Regions from separate parts of the Homo sapiens genome. Here region 2 is linked to region 1. Evidence: chromatin contacts called from ENCODE Hi-C or POLR2A ChIA-PET data. All regions are on one chromosome and are shown on one strand. The core of a region is the stretch at or near the end of the contact, and the rest is flanking DNA. Distances in the headings are between cores, read along the strand shown. Region 1 holds the start of CYFIP2 (cytoplasmic FMR1 interacting protein 2). Region 2 holds the start of LARP1 (La ribonucleoprotein 1, translational regulator).

Region 1 (5,750 bases), core at 1-2,500:
CCTAACTGGGACACAGACAGGAGGCAGGAAATGGGAACACAGGAACCGACAGTCTCCTGATTTGCCCCTCCTGCCAGCAGGCCTGCCTCCGTCTCCCTGCCCATGCTGAGGGCACAGGCACCCAGGAACTAGCAGAAAAAGATCCTTGTCCCATTCTTGGCCTAGCTGGAAGGACAGCTGATGGCTCATCAGCCCTGGTGAGTGTTTCCACTGTGCTGGGGAAAGTAGGCAAGCAAAGGTCAAAATCAGATTCCCTGTGCTGGGGAGGCACCTGGGCTGTCAGTGTCCTTTCCAGCCGGGTTCTGGATATAGAGGGCCATACTTATGTGGAACATGCTACCTGCCCCCATCCCCAAGCAGAGAGCACCTCCTCCTCTTCTTTTGCACATAGGTGGGCTGTTCTTTGGGGTGAGGGGTAGGGCTGACCTGAAAAGTAGACGCCACAACAGACAGGCAAGCATCTTCCTGGTTCTTCAGAGCTCAAGAAAAAAACCACCTTTTCCCCCAGGAGTCAGCCCACTCATCCCCTTCCCCCACTTCCACCGTGCCCGCAGCCAGCTTGGTGAGCGATGCTAGTGTAGGCCAGAAAGCTTCCAAGCGGGTCAGACCTGCTCCTCTCTCATCAAAGCCCTCCGCCCCCAAACATCGACGCTGCGCCCCTCGCCCCACCCATCACACGTTCTGTGTGCCCGAGGCGGCTGCCAGGCGGGCCCAGGCGGCTCTCGCTGGCCCTGGGGGAGGTGACGGTGGTCACGGCGGCAGAGGCAGGGGCCAGCGCTCTGCAGTACCTGGACTCGAGGATGTCGCCGCTGCCGGGCTCGCGGCCGCTGCAGGTGTCTCCGGTCCCTGAGATTAGCACCGCCTCCTCCCGGGCTGGCGGCTCCGGCCCAGGCCGCGCACCTGCTGCTGCGGCTCCCCCGCCGCCGCGCCGGAGCTCCGCGATGTGCCCGCGCCTCCCGGGCAGAGGGTCCGTGCCGCGGGACGCACGGTGGGTCCGAGGGGGAAAGGGGCCGCGTGGGGCCTGAGGCCGGGCCTCGGGCTAGCCCGGGCACAGCGCCGAGCGCCCCCCGCGGGCCGGGAGAGGGGGCGGCCCTTCGCGCATCCTCACGGCCTCATCCCCGTCCCCGGCGGCATCCTAGTCCCCGTGCCCGGCCCGAGGCCTGCGAGGGCCGCTTACCTGGCTCTGCGGCGGGTCCAGGGGAGGGGCCTGAGGCTACCGCAGGGCCCCGCGCCGGGGCGCAGGATGCTCTGCCCCGCTCCGCTGCGCCGCGCTCGGCCCCGCCCCGGCCCCGCTGCTCCGCCCGCCGCGGCTCCGCCCCCACCCAGCGCCCGCCCCTTCGCCGCAGCGGCTGTCACACAAAGGGCAGGAAATGGCTGCGGCGAGGGTCTCTCCACGCTCTCCGCTGTACCGCCGGCGCACCCAGGACCTGCCTCTCGGTTTCGGAGGACCGCTCAGCCCCCAGGCTTCCTGCCCTGGGGGCGGGAAAGGGAGGGAAGGCTTCTTCCACGGCCTCCATCACCGGGAACCACACCTGCAGCAACCCGAGGACGAGAGCTTCGGCCGCGTTCGGATCTTATTGGCCCCACATGATTTCCAAGTGCTCTTTTATCAACCCAGTCTTTATTGATTACCTATCCTGTTCCAAGTACCGTGCCAGGACTTGGGTGTGCACTGGTGTACAAAAGACAGGGTCCTGCCCCCTTGGAGTTTTATCACCTGCCAGGAGAAACAGGTGTAAATTAACCTAGCAAACGTCCAGTTACAGCCCAAAGTGCTCTGAGGAGAAGGAGCAGGGTGAAGTGACAGAAGATGCAACTGGGGCTAGGGGAAGGGGCCTTCCACCAATTGAGCTTGGTCGCTGATAGGGCTCCTTCGCTTAAGAATAAGTTCTTCCGCTCCCTTCCAGTTCCCTGGAGAAGAGTCCCTGAAGCTGCCACCTCTTTTACAGGGGCCTGCCTCAACTTCATTCTGGAAGAATTGCCTAACGGACAAATAGGTGGCAGGAAGCACTGAGAGGACAGGTACCTTTCTCTTCAAGGCTTATCTGCCGTGTCGGGCTCTTTAAAGAAGCAATTATCTGCCCAGCGGTGGCTCACACCTGTAATACCAAAACTTTGGGAGGCCGAGGAGAGAGGATTGCTTGAGCTCAGGAATTGGAGACCATCCTGGGCAACTCAACGAAACTTCATCTCTACTAAAAATTAAAAAAAAAAAAAAATAGATGGGTGTGGTGGCATCCACCTTTTGTCCCAGCTACTCAGGAGGCTGAGGTGGGAGGATTGCTTGAGCCTGGGAGATTGAGGCTACAGTGAGCTATGATCCTGCCGCCGCACTCCAGACTGGGTGACAGAGTGAGACTCTGTCTCAAAAAAAAAAAAAAAAGAATGAAAGAGAGAGACGGGGGGAGAGAGAGAGAGAGAAAGGAAGAAAGAAAAAGAAAGAGAGAGAAAGAAGAGAAGGAAAGAAAGAAGAGAAAGAAAGAGAGAAAAGAAAAAGAGAAAGAAACAATTCTCATTGAAATCCAGCCTGGTAGGCCTTCAGACCAGGCTGAAGTCAGGCTGCACCAAATTCTAACCTTGAGACACCTGAGCAGGTCACTTCACCACTCTGCTCCACAGAGGTCACCGTATCTGCAACACAGGGAATAACAGTTGCCCTTTATACCTTACAGGGTAAATAATTTGAAAACATTTGAGACATTGTGGAGTGTATGTAGATATAAGGAGTGGTTTCCTAAGGCCCACAAATTTATACTTAATCACTCAGCTGTTCCTAATAAGGGCAATTTGTGGAGGAGCCCCGTTATTCAAGCTCCAGCAAAGGACTTGTGGAAGCCTTTGCTTTCCTTTACTGATCTCACCTTATTTCCCACGTGCTCAGAATCCATAATTCCTTGTGGTTTGATCTTAAATCGCTAATTCCAATTCAAATTGCTATTTCGGAAAAAAATGACTTATATATATATATATATACACACACATACATTTCTTCCCTGGTTCAGTGTGAAAAGCTGTGGGGGTGTTTGTGGAGGATGGGTTTAAAAACAGAACTGAGGTTTCCTTTTTAAAAAATGTTTCATTTTCCACCGTGATCCTTGGGATTTCAAGTTCAGTGATTACAAATACTTAACAATGAGAATCCCAATAAATCAGATTTTCATTCTAAGGGGCATATTATTGCAGATGGTATAGTTTTTTGGAAGACGTATTTCTCCCTGTTGTTCCTTCCCTGTCTTTTCACCTTCAGGAACAAGTTGCCTAAAAACAGAAAAGACTATTACATATATATTTGGTTAGATCTTAGGCAAAAATAACTCCGACCTCTGAGTTCTATTTGTGTATAAAGGAGAGCAGTATGGTCTTTTGAAGCCACTGTGTTGGAAATCCAGAGGCTTGCCTTTTGGTTCTAGTTTTGCAACTAACAGAAGAATGATCTTAGGCAAGGAGCCTCACCCCTGTTTCCTCACCTGTTAAGTGAAGTAAGTTGGATGCTCTCCAACTTCCCTCTGAATGTGGAAAATTACATGAGTTAAAGGGCACGTCCCTCCCAGGCTTAAGGCACTTCCCTAGCTCCCCACTGCCCCCCGATGAAGCCCAAACTCTCCAGTGGCCGGAGAGGGTCTTTAAGAGCTGGCAGCTATCTCTCCATGTGAACAAGCTTGCTGTGCTTCAGCTAAAAGGAACAGCTTTTAGTTCCTCAAACTTGCTGTGTTCTCTGTTGTGCTCGACATTCGTACATGCAAGGCTTCTTCAATGGCAGTTTCTGTCCCCCCATTCCCTCCCTCCACATTCCACACTTTTTCCCAGTTTACCTGATGAAGTTCTGTTCATCTTCCTGGTATTCCTCTAGATGTCGCTTCCTCCAAGATTCCTACATGTCTGGGTTAGCTTGAGATTAGTTGTCTATGTGTCCTTAGCTGCCTGGGCTCCCTCTATCACCCCACGTATTAGTCTGCATTATAATTGTCAACACACTTCCCTGTATTCCACCATGAGACCATAAAATCTAAGGGAGCAGGGATATGTCTGTCTTGCTTTCCCATTGCATCCTTGGAGCCTGGTACTTAACAGGAGTTCAGTAAAAATGGATGGAATGAACACCCATAGGTGACATTTTTAAACTTTGCCACTGAAATGTATAGCTGTCTGTCTACTGCCTTCAGATTTCCTTCACATCCAACCCCAAGCTGTGCATCAGCAATGAAATGGTAGAGGATATCAATAAGAATTGCTTTGGTACTTGCAAAGCTGTGGCCCACATGTTGTCCATGTGGCAACATTACCTTGTGTTTTAGAAAAGCTTCAAGTTATAATCCCAGCACTTTGGGAGGCCGAGGCAGGTGGATTGCCTGAGGTCAGGAGTTCGAGACCAGCCTGGCCAACATAGTGAAACCCAGTTTCTACTAAAAATACAAAAAATTAGCTGGGCATGGTGGCGAGCGCCTGTAATCCCAGCTACTCAGGAGGGTGAGGCAGAATTGCTTGAACCCGGGAGGTGGAAGTTGTAGTGAGCCGAGATCACACTGTTGCACTCCAGCCTGGGCAACAAGAGCAAAACTCTGTCTCAAAAAAAAAAAAAATATATATATATATATGTATTTTAAAACTATCAGGAGACCCTGCTTTATAGACACCAGTAATGAAGTATCTGGAATGGGCATGAAGGGAAAACATAAATAATGATAATAATAATAATGGCTAACATTTACCAAGTACATTACCTCATTTAATTTTTCGTAATTTTTCTATAAGGAAAATACAATCATTTTTCCCATTTTTATAATTGAGGCAATTAAGGTTTAATAATTTGCCCAAGGTAGTGAAGTCAAACCCATGCTTTTTACCACAATCTCATACAGCCTCACTTTCCCTCTTCCAAGCTAAGTCCATTTGTTTACTAATATGCTACCTTATTCTAAAAACATATTAAATGTAAGTTACAGGAATACATTATGTTAAAAAATTAAAAATCAGCAAGAAATTTTTTAAAAAGAAGGAAAAGAGTAGAGAGATGAGATGGAGAATCGAATGTACATAAGACCAAAATGTAAACAAAACAAAAATCAATCACAGCTCTACCTGCTATGAGCTTGCTAACACATTTGGTTCTAAGTATTTATGTGGGTGGCAGGAAAAGATAAACTTGATGGTCAGTTACAGAATTTACATTGGCCATTCTGTAGATAGAACCTGACCACTTGCTCAAAATTGCCTCATTTTATAGGCAAGAGAATTGCTTGAGCCCAGGAGGTGGAGGTTGCAGTGAGCAAAGATGGTGCGGCTGCATTCCAGCCTGGGCAACAGAGCAAAACACTGTATCAAAACAAAGCAAAACAAAACAAAACAAAAAAGTATATCCCTTAGATTCTTGTGAAGGTTATATGAAATGATAATGTAACACACTAAGCAGAGTCTGGTACATAATAAATGCTCAAAAATGGGATTATTATTATGATTTTCTTTTTGAGACAGAGTCTCACTCTGTCGCCCAGGCTGGAGTGCAGTGGCATGATCTTGGCTCACTGCAACCTCCGCCTCCCAGGTTCAAGTGATTCTCCTGCCTCAGCCTCCCGAGTAGCTGGGATTATGGGCATGTGCCCCTACACCTGGCTAATTTTTGTATTTTTAGTAAAGATGTAGTTTCACCATGTTAGCCAGGCTGGTCTCGAACTCCTGATCTCAGGTGATCCTCCCGTCTCGGCCTCCCAAAGTGCCAGGATTACAGGTGTGTGCCACCACGCCTGGCCTGT
Region 2 (7,202 bases), core at 332-2,831, 2.5 Mb after region 1:
CCGCCACACGCCCCTCAAGTCGCCGCAGGCCCCTCACCCGCCTCACATTTTCCGCCAACCTCCTAACTGGCTCCCCCAGCACACTCGCCATCGGGCTCCTTCTTAAGGCGGAAGGTGCCCGGGATCGGGGAGGGAAACCACCGAATTCGATGACACGATGGGTTTCTTCTCCCCACAACTGACCCCTCAACCCGTCTCCAAATGGCGATTCTAAAGCCCAATTTCATCTCCCCGAGAACAAAACTTGTTAACTTTTAATCCCCGCATCCGTGCGGCCAGCATGTACTCCGCGCCGGGCACTGGGTTGCCCGTGACATATGCTCATTAAACATTTACAACATGGGGACGCTCGCAACGCTACCAAAACGGGGAGCGCCGGGCGGGGTGGGAAGAGGGGCTTCCAGAGGAAGGTTCAAACCAGAAACCGTCTCTTACACCAGCATGCGGTGGGGATCGTTTCACTGAAACCAGCGCCCACCCTCTGCCGACGAGGTAGGCCCGAACCACACCGTTGCCCACTAACCGCTGCGGCCCAGGCGGTGGCCGTAGCCTCCCGGAGGCCGGGCCCTCGGGCAGGGGCAGGTCCCTGAGTGTACGGTGGGGGGGAGGGCGCGGCGACCAGGATCAACCAGGAGGCAATTTTAAAAAGTCCCGAGTCACCATGACCGGTAGCAGACCCCGGGGCCCTGGAGGTGCTGGGGGAGGGGACTCCCATGTCCCCGGAAGAGGCCCCCGGACCCAGGAGGGCAAGGAGGGAGACCCACCTGGGGGGGACTGTCCGTTCACGGTGGTCAGGACCGGCGGCAATGCGTTCTTAGTCCACGGGTTCACCTTGGGCGGGGGGGCTTCCACGAAGTCCCGGCGCCCCGCGCCCGCGGCTCCGGCAGCTCCTCCGCCAGCGCCTGGCTCGCCGCCGCCCTCCTCCCCGTCGCTGATGGCCGGGCCTTCGGCGCCGGGCAGCTGCAGCGGCCGCGGGCTCTCGCGCTCCTGCTGCCCGGTGCCCTCCTTGTGCGGCTTGGCGCAGGGCGGCCGGGGTCTCCGAGCGCTGCCGTCCGGCTCCCCCCCGCGGACGTCGTTTGGCCCGGGCTCGCCCTTGCCCTCGGGCGCCGGCGGCGGCTTCTTCCTCACCAGCCCCCCGTGCTCTTCGGCCTGCAAGAGCGTGGCGCCCCCAGGCAGCAGCGGCTCCACCTGAGTGGCCATCTGCGCGCCCGCCCCCCCGGAGAAGCCGGGCGCGCCCGAGGCTGCCTCCCCCGCCTCGAACTTGGCTAGCAGAGCGCCCGCGACGCCTTCCTCCGGGGCGCTGGGCCCCAGTCCCTGCAGAGAAGGGTCGGGGTTCACGCGAGGTGCGGCCCCCTCCCAGTTAGATGCAGCCGCCGTAAATCCGAGGCCCACTAGCGGGGCGGGGGGGGAGGAAGGCCCCCCACTCTGCAGTCCAGGCCTCCTAGGCGTGCGTCCCCCCCCGCCCGTTCCTCGCAAGACGCCCCCACCCCGAGCCCGGCAGGCTTCTAGTCCCGTCCCTCCCTCCCCCCCGCCCCCGGGGCGGCCCGGGCTTCCCGGCTCGGGGGCTGCAGCAATATGGACGGACGGGGGAGAGGCGCGGCGAGCCAAGCAGACCACGCGATCCGCGGCAGGCGGCGGGCGGGCGCGCGCCTCACGACGCGGCGGGCGAGGGGAGGGGACGGCGCAGCGGGGGCGCGCCGCTGGCCGGGCCCTGGGCGACGGGCGGGCAGGAGGCGGCGGGACGGCGCGCGCACGGCTACGCGGTCCTGCCCCTCGCCCCGCCCCTCGTCTCCGATTCCTCAGAGCACCTCCCGGGCTGGGGGTAGGGACGCTCAGACCGGACGGGGGCGAGCACGTGCCTGATGCAATTCGGGAGTTGTCGGTGGGGGCGCTGACGGGGATAGGAGAGAAGGCTGGGCGAGGAGGGGAGGTATCTTAAAGGGCCAGCGCGTGAGAGCGGCCTCAGGTGGAGCACATGGGACCCGGCCACGCGGCCTGCCGGGCCTGCTCGTGCTCTTTAGGCTGGGTGTCAGATTCAGGGGAAGGAGCCATTAGTGTCATTCCTGACTTCTAGGAGGCCGAAGGGAGGACCCTCATCCGCCCCGAGGACGCGCCAACGCCGCCCCCTCCCCTGTGCCCGGCGGGCCTGGCCCCTTCGGTCCCCGCCCGGGTGACCTTGGTTGGGTGAGCCGTCCGCACCTCAGTGGGTTGTGCTCCGCGCCTCGCCGCCGCTGGGCCTGGCCTCGACACTACCCGGAGATGGGTTCAACTCCGGGCCTGGAAAGCGAGTCTTTAGCCCTTGCGGGCAGCCGGCGCCTAGGAAGTGGGAACGGAATTACTAAAGCCCTCACCCAGGCCAGGCCCTTCTCCCCGCCGCGAAACCTTGTATTTATGGGCAGGAAATGTCTTTTCTTTCAAGTGGATGTCGTTTTTTTTCTAAAGAATTGCTTTGGGCGGAGTTGAACCGTCCCTGGATTGGGACTTCTGAGATCTGAGATTTTATCCTGGCCCTGCCCCCTTACCATCTCTGCAGCAGTGACTTCCAGCTTCGTGGGCCTCAGTTTCTCTATTGTAAAATGAAGGAGCAGTGTATGACAGCAGTTTCAAACTTCAGTGTACATTCGATTCAATACTTACTGACCTCGTACTGTGGGGGCCTTGCAGGGTTCTAGGAAACGGGTTTGGTATAAACTAGGCTAACAAAGTCCCTATCCTCATGGAATTTATTCTAAGGTGGGGAAAGAGACAATAAACAAGTAATAAATTATTGTCTAGTATCTATGAAGACAATAGTTAAACTGTGGTAATCAGTTAGACTAGATGGGCTACTTTTGTTTGGGTGATAAGGGAAGACTTCTTTGAACGCAGATGCCAAAGTATTAGGAATCAGGCTCGGTCTGGGACTGGACCCAGAAATCTGCGTGTCTAGCAAGATCCCTTTGGTGCTTATGACTTCACTTGGAGAAGTCCTGGCTTCTGACTGGCTGTGATCCCACGTGCTCACATAACATAACAGCCTGGAATGTTGGCCATCTCCAAAACAAGAATTAGAGCACACGACCTGCTGGATCTAGGAGAAGACTGAATGAAAAGCCTCTTGGAACTGCCCCAGCCAGCAAAGCTGAGCTGTAGGATTGTTGTAACCAGTATGGGGGAGAAGTACTGGTAGGGATAGCCAGGTAATGCCATGTCTACTTCCAACTCTTGGGTTATTCAGCCTCCAAGCCTTGGCCAGCTAGCCGCACTTCCCTGGACCCCTCTCCTGGTGGAAAAATGGGGGTAAATAATGCCTGACTTGCTTCCACCCTCTGAGCTCATGTGAAGGTCAAGTGAGACAATGTTAGTCAAGGTGCTGTGTAAATTTTATAGACAAGCCAGTACGTCAAAAGAGCTACCAAGGAAGGTAATGTTACTCAATGAATTAAACCAGGAATCTACTAAGTTCATTACATGTACTCTTAATCAGAAGGTAAATTATTGCACATTGCCACTGAAATGCACTATTTATTTATTTGAAGAGATGAGGTCTGTCACCCAGGCTGGAGTGCAGTCATTGTGATCATGGCTCACTGCAGCTTCAAACTCCTGGGCTCAAGCCATCCTCCTACCTCAGCCTTCGAAGTAGCTAGGACCACTGGCACGTGCCACCATGCACAGCTTTATTTTTACAAATTTATTGATAAGTAATCCCTGAAGAGATTATTCACTCTAGACCCTCTCTAAACTTTGTTAATAGGGGACATAATTATTATTGTTAGTTGTTCTTTTTGTAATTGGAGGTAGAGAAGTACCCTCCCCTGACCCCTGAGAACTCGTGAGGGTACGAGGGCACTGTGTGGACAAGAAACTCGTTCATGCTACTCAGCAGTCAGAAACAGGGTTGAACAAGCATGGCCAGGCCCTGCTGTGTAGAGGGTGGAGGGGTACTGAGATCTGCCTACCCTGGGCCTGCTCTGCCCCAGAGAGAGACAAACTAGGGCCAGAGAAAGTAAGAGACCTGTGTGAAACAACATCTTTTTTTTTTTGACTCTTACTCTGTCGCCCAGGCTGGAGTGCAGTGGTGGGATCTCAGCTCACTGCAACCTCCGCCTCCCGGGTTCAAGCAATTCTTCTGCCTCAGCCTCCTGAGTAGCTGGAATTACAGGCGCCCGCCACCATGCCCAGCTAATTTTTGTATTTTTAGTAGTGATGGGGTTTCACCATAATGGCCAGGCTAGTCTCAAACTCCTGACCTCAGGTGATCTGCCCACCTCAGCTTCCCAAAGTGCTGGGATTACAAGTGTTAGCCACCATGCCCGGCCGAGACAACATCTTAGGCTTAGAAGCTGTTAGAACTGGAAAAAGGAATCATAATGATTACTCATTCTCCTTGTTTTGCAGATGAAGAAACCAAAGTTCAGAAAAGTGAAGTCCAAGGCCGGGCACAGTGGCTCAAACCTGTAATCCCGGCACTTTGGGAGGCTGAGGCAGGCAGATCACCTGAGGTCATGAGTTCAAGACCAGCCTGGCCAACATGGCGAAACACTGTCTGTACTAAAAATACAAAAATTAGCTGGGCATGGTGGCGCACACCTGTAATCCAAGCTACTCAGGAGGCTGAGGCATGAAAATTGCTTGAACCCAGGTGGCGGAGGTTGCAGTAAGCCGAGATCACCCCACTGCACTCCATCCTAGGTGACAGAGCAAAACTCCATCTCAAAAAAAGAAAAGAAAAGAAAAAGGAAGAAAAAGAAAAGTAAAGTTCCTTATCCAAAGTCACACAGCAGAGCCAGACAGAGCTAGGTCTCATACCTGAATCTCTTTATCCTAAATCCAGTAGTTTTTTCTACATTAAAATAATGAAACTGGGGCTGGGCATAGTGACTCACACCTGTAATCCTAACACTTTGAAAGGCCAAAGCAGGAGGATCACTTGAACCTAGGAGTTAGAGATCAGCCTGGACAACACAGTGAGACCCTGTCTCTATTTTTTTTAAGTTTTAATAAAAAAATGATGGAATTGGGATTTGAATTCAGGTTTTTTTGATTCCTAACCAACTATGGTATTTTATATGCATATATTTCTAAATACAGTCATCCTCCCTTATCCCAGTGCATGCCTGAAACCCCAAATAGTACCAAACTCTATATATACTATGTTTTTCCTATATATACTTACCTATAATAAAGTTTAATATATAAATTAGGCACAGTAAGAGATAAACAACAATAAATAATAAAATAGAACAATTATAACCATAGACAGTAATAAAATTTATGTGACTGTGCTCTTTCTCTCTCAAAACATCTTATTGTATGTAATATTTTCTGACCACAGTTGGCCACAGGTAACTGAAACATCAGGAAGCAAAACCACAGATAAGAGGGGACTAGTAATGACCAAATAGTCAGTAATGACCATTTAGTAATGACCAAATAGTCAGGAGTAATGACCAAATAGTCAGGAGTAGCTACTTTTATTGGGTAACTAGTGTACGCTAGGTTCTATGGGAAATACTTGATATTCATTATCTCATTTAATCTTCATAATAACCCAGTGGGATAGTTATTATTTCCTTAAATGTCTACTGAGCCCCTACTATGTGCCAGGCACTACAGGCTAGGTCCTGGAATGGTTATTGTCTTCAAATTACAAAGGAAGGCAATTGAAATTCAGAAAAGAAAGTAAGGTGGGTACTCAGCATCATAGGCAGCAGCTAACTATCAGAGTGGGGTTTTTCAGGGTGTTCTATATCGCCAGGCCTTATTCTTACTCACTGCACCACTCTGTACAGCCTACTTCTCTTCCCTCCATTGCCATATCCATAAGTATTTATGGAGAATCCCTCAAATACTTAGGCCTCAGGAAGATACCAAACAAGTTGAATCCTATCTTTCTAAAGGGTAAACTCTAATTAGAGGAACCAAATAATTGAGCAATATTTAACCTGTGGCCAAAAAAAAAGAGAGGCCAAAAAAAGAGACAAAATATGCTTTAGGCAGAAAGTGACAAGGATCAGGCTAACTTGTGCCTAGAGTTTAAACACATCATGTGCTTAAACACTAGGCCAGGTGCTATGGCTCACACCTGTAATCCCGGCACTTTGGGAGGCCAAGGTGGGAGAATTGCTTGAGCCCGGGAATTTGAGACCCACCTGGGCAACACAGTGAGACCCTGTCTCTACAAATAAATAAATAAATAAATTAGCCAGGTGTGGTGGCACATTCCTGTAGTCCCAGCTACTCAGGAGGCTGAGGTGGAAGGATTGCTTGAGCCTGGGAGGTGGAGGCTGCAGTGAGCTGTGATTGCATCACTGCACCCTAGCCTGGGCAACAAAGTGAGACGAGACCTTGTCTCAAAAAATAAAACTCACCAAATTAATAAAATGGGTCCAAATACCTATTTGGGCTGGGCATGGTGGCTCACACCTGTAATCCCAACACTTTGGGAGGCCGAGGCATGTGGACCTCTTGAGCCCAGGAGTTCAAGATCAGTCTGGGCAACATGACAAAACACCATCTCTACAAAATAATACAAAGCATTATCCGGGCATGGTGGCACACACCTGTAGTCCCAGCTGCTGGGGAGGTTGAGGTGGGAAGATCACCTGAGAGTGGGAAGTTGAGACTGCAGTGAGCCATGATTGCACCACTGCACCCCAGCCTGGGGAACAGAGTGAGACCCTCACCTGAGAGTGGGAAGTTGAGACTGCAGTGAGCCATGATTGCACCACTGCACCCCAGCCTGGGGAATAGAGTGAGACCCCGTCTCAAAAACAAAACAAAACAAAACAAAAACCTATTTGTAATTAATTATGTGCTTGTTTGCTCCTTGTGCTGACAACTTCCTAAAGAGAGACACAGCAGGCTGCATGAGAGACTAGAGAGCTGGGAGAATTGGTTTATAACCTGGGTCCCATCTCCGAGTTTGCTGAATGACTTTGGGCAGCCTCCTGAGCCTTCCATCCATGAAACAGGAAGCATACCTGCCCATCTGGCTTACAGGCAGGAAGAAAATACAAAGTTTACATGAAATTTTATTCTATTGGAGGGGGAGCAGTGAATAGGTAAAGGAAGGAGGAATGGTTCCTTGAGTTATCTGTGCTTATTATGAAGGAAAATTTAATATGCCTGGATATGTGCTAGTTTTATTCCTCCTTGGATTGGGTTTTCCAAAGAGCCTTGTGTTCCTGGAAGAGCTTGCACTAATCACTTACTTCTGC

Evidence for each region. A loop is a pair of places that touch in the nucleus more often than their neighbours do. ChIA-PET counts read pairs that join two places held with the same protein, here RNA polymerase II (POLR2A). Pooled maps may share reads with other maps.
Region 2: a loop to region 1 is called in a map of CD8-positive, alpha-beta T cell, with 7 times the contacts of the local background. The contact joins the promoter of LARP1 here to the promoter of CYFIP2 in region 1. A Hi-C loop is called at or near these places in 2 of 168 maps with a recorded cell type or tissue (B cell and CD8-positive, alpha-beta T cell), 6 of 37 single-sample maps with no recorded cell type and 11 of 50 pooled maps. POLR2A ChIA-PET finds 5 or more read pairs at or near these places in 2 of 52 experiments (BJ and GM12878).

What each region holds. Positions count from the first base shown.
Region 1 is chr5:157,261,623-157,267,372 of GRCh38, reverse strand. CYFIP2 (cytoplasmic FMR1 interacting protein 2) reads right to left here and starts at 1,250. Exons shown (of 31, transcript NM_001037333.3): 1 at 1,178-1,250. RefSeq lists an enhancer at 34-143 and a silencer at 824-1,343.
Region 2 is chr5:154,749,756-154,756,957 of GRCh38, reverse strand. It overlaps LARP1 (La ribonucleoprotein 1, translational regulator), which reads right to left and starts at 1,581. Exons shown (of 19, transcript NM_033551.3): 1 at 765-1,581. The coding sequence starts at 1,200. It overlaps LOC112267936 (a long non-coding RNA gene), which reads left to right and starts at 1,938. Exons shown (of 2, transcript XR_002956231.2): 1 at 1,938-3,179; 2 at 4,381-5,284. RefSeq lists silencers at 504-613, 894-973, 1,014-1,423, 1,464-1,803, 2,054-2,203.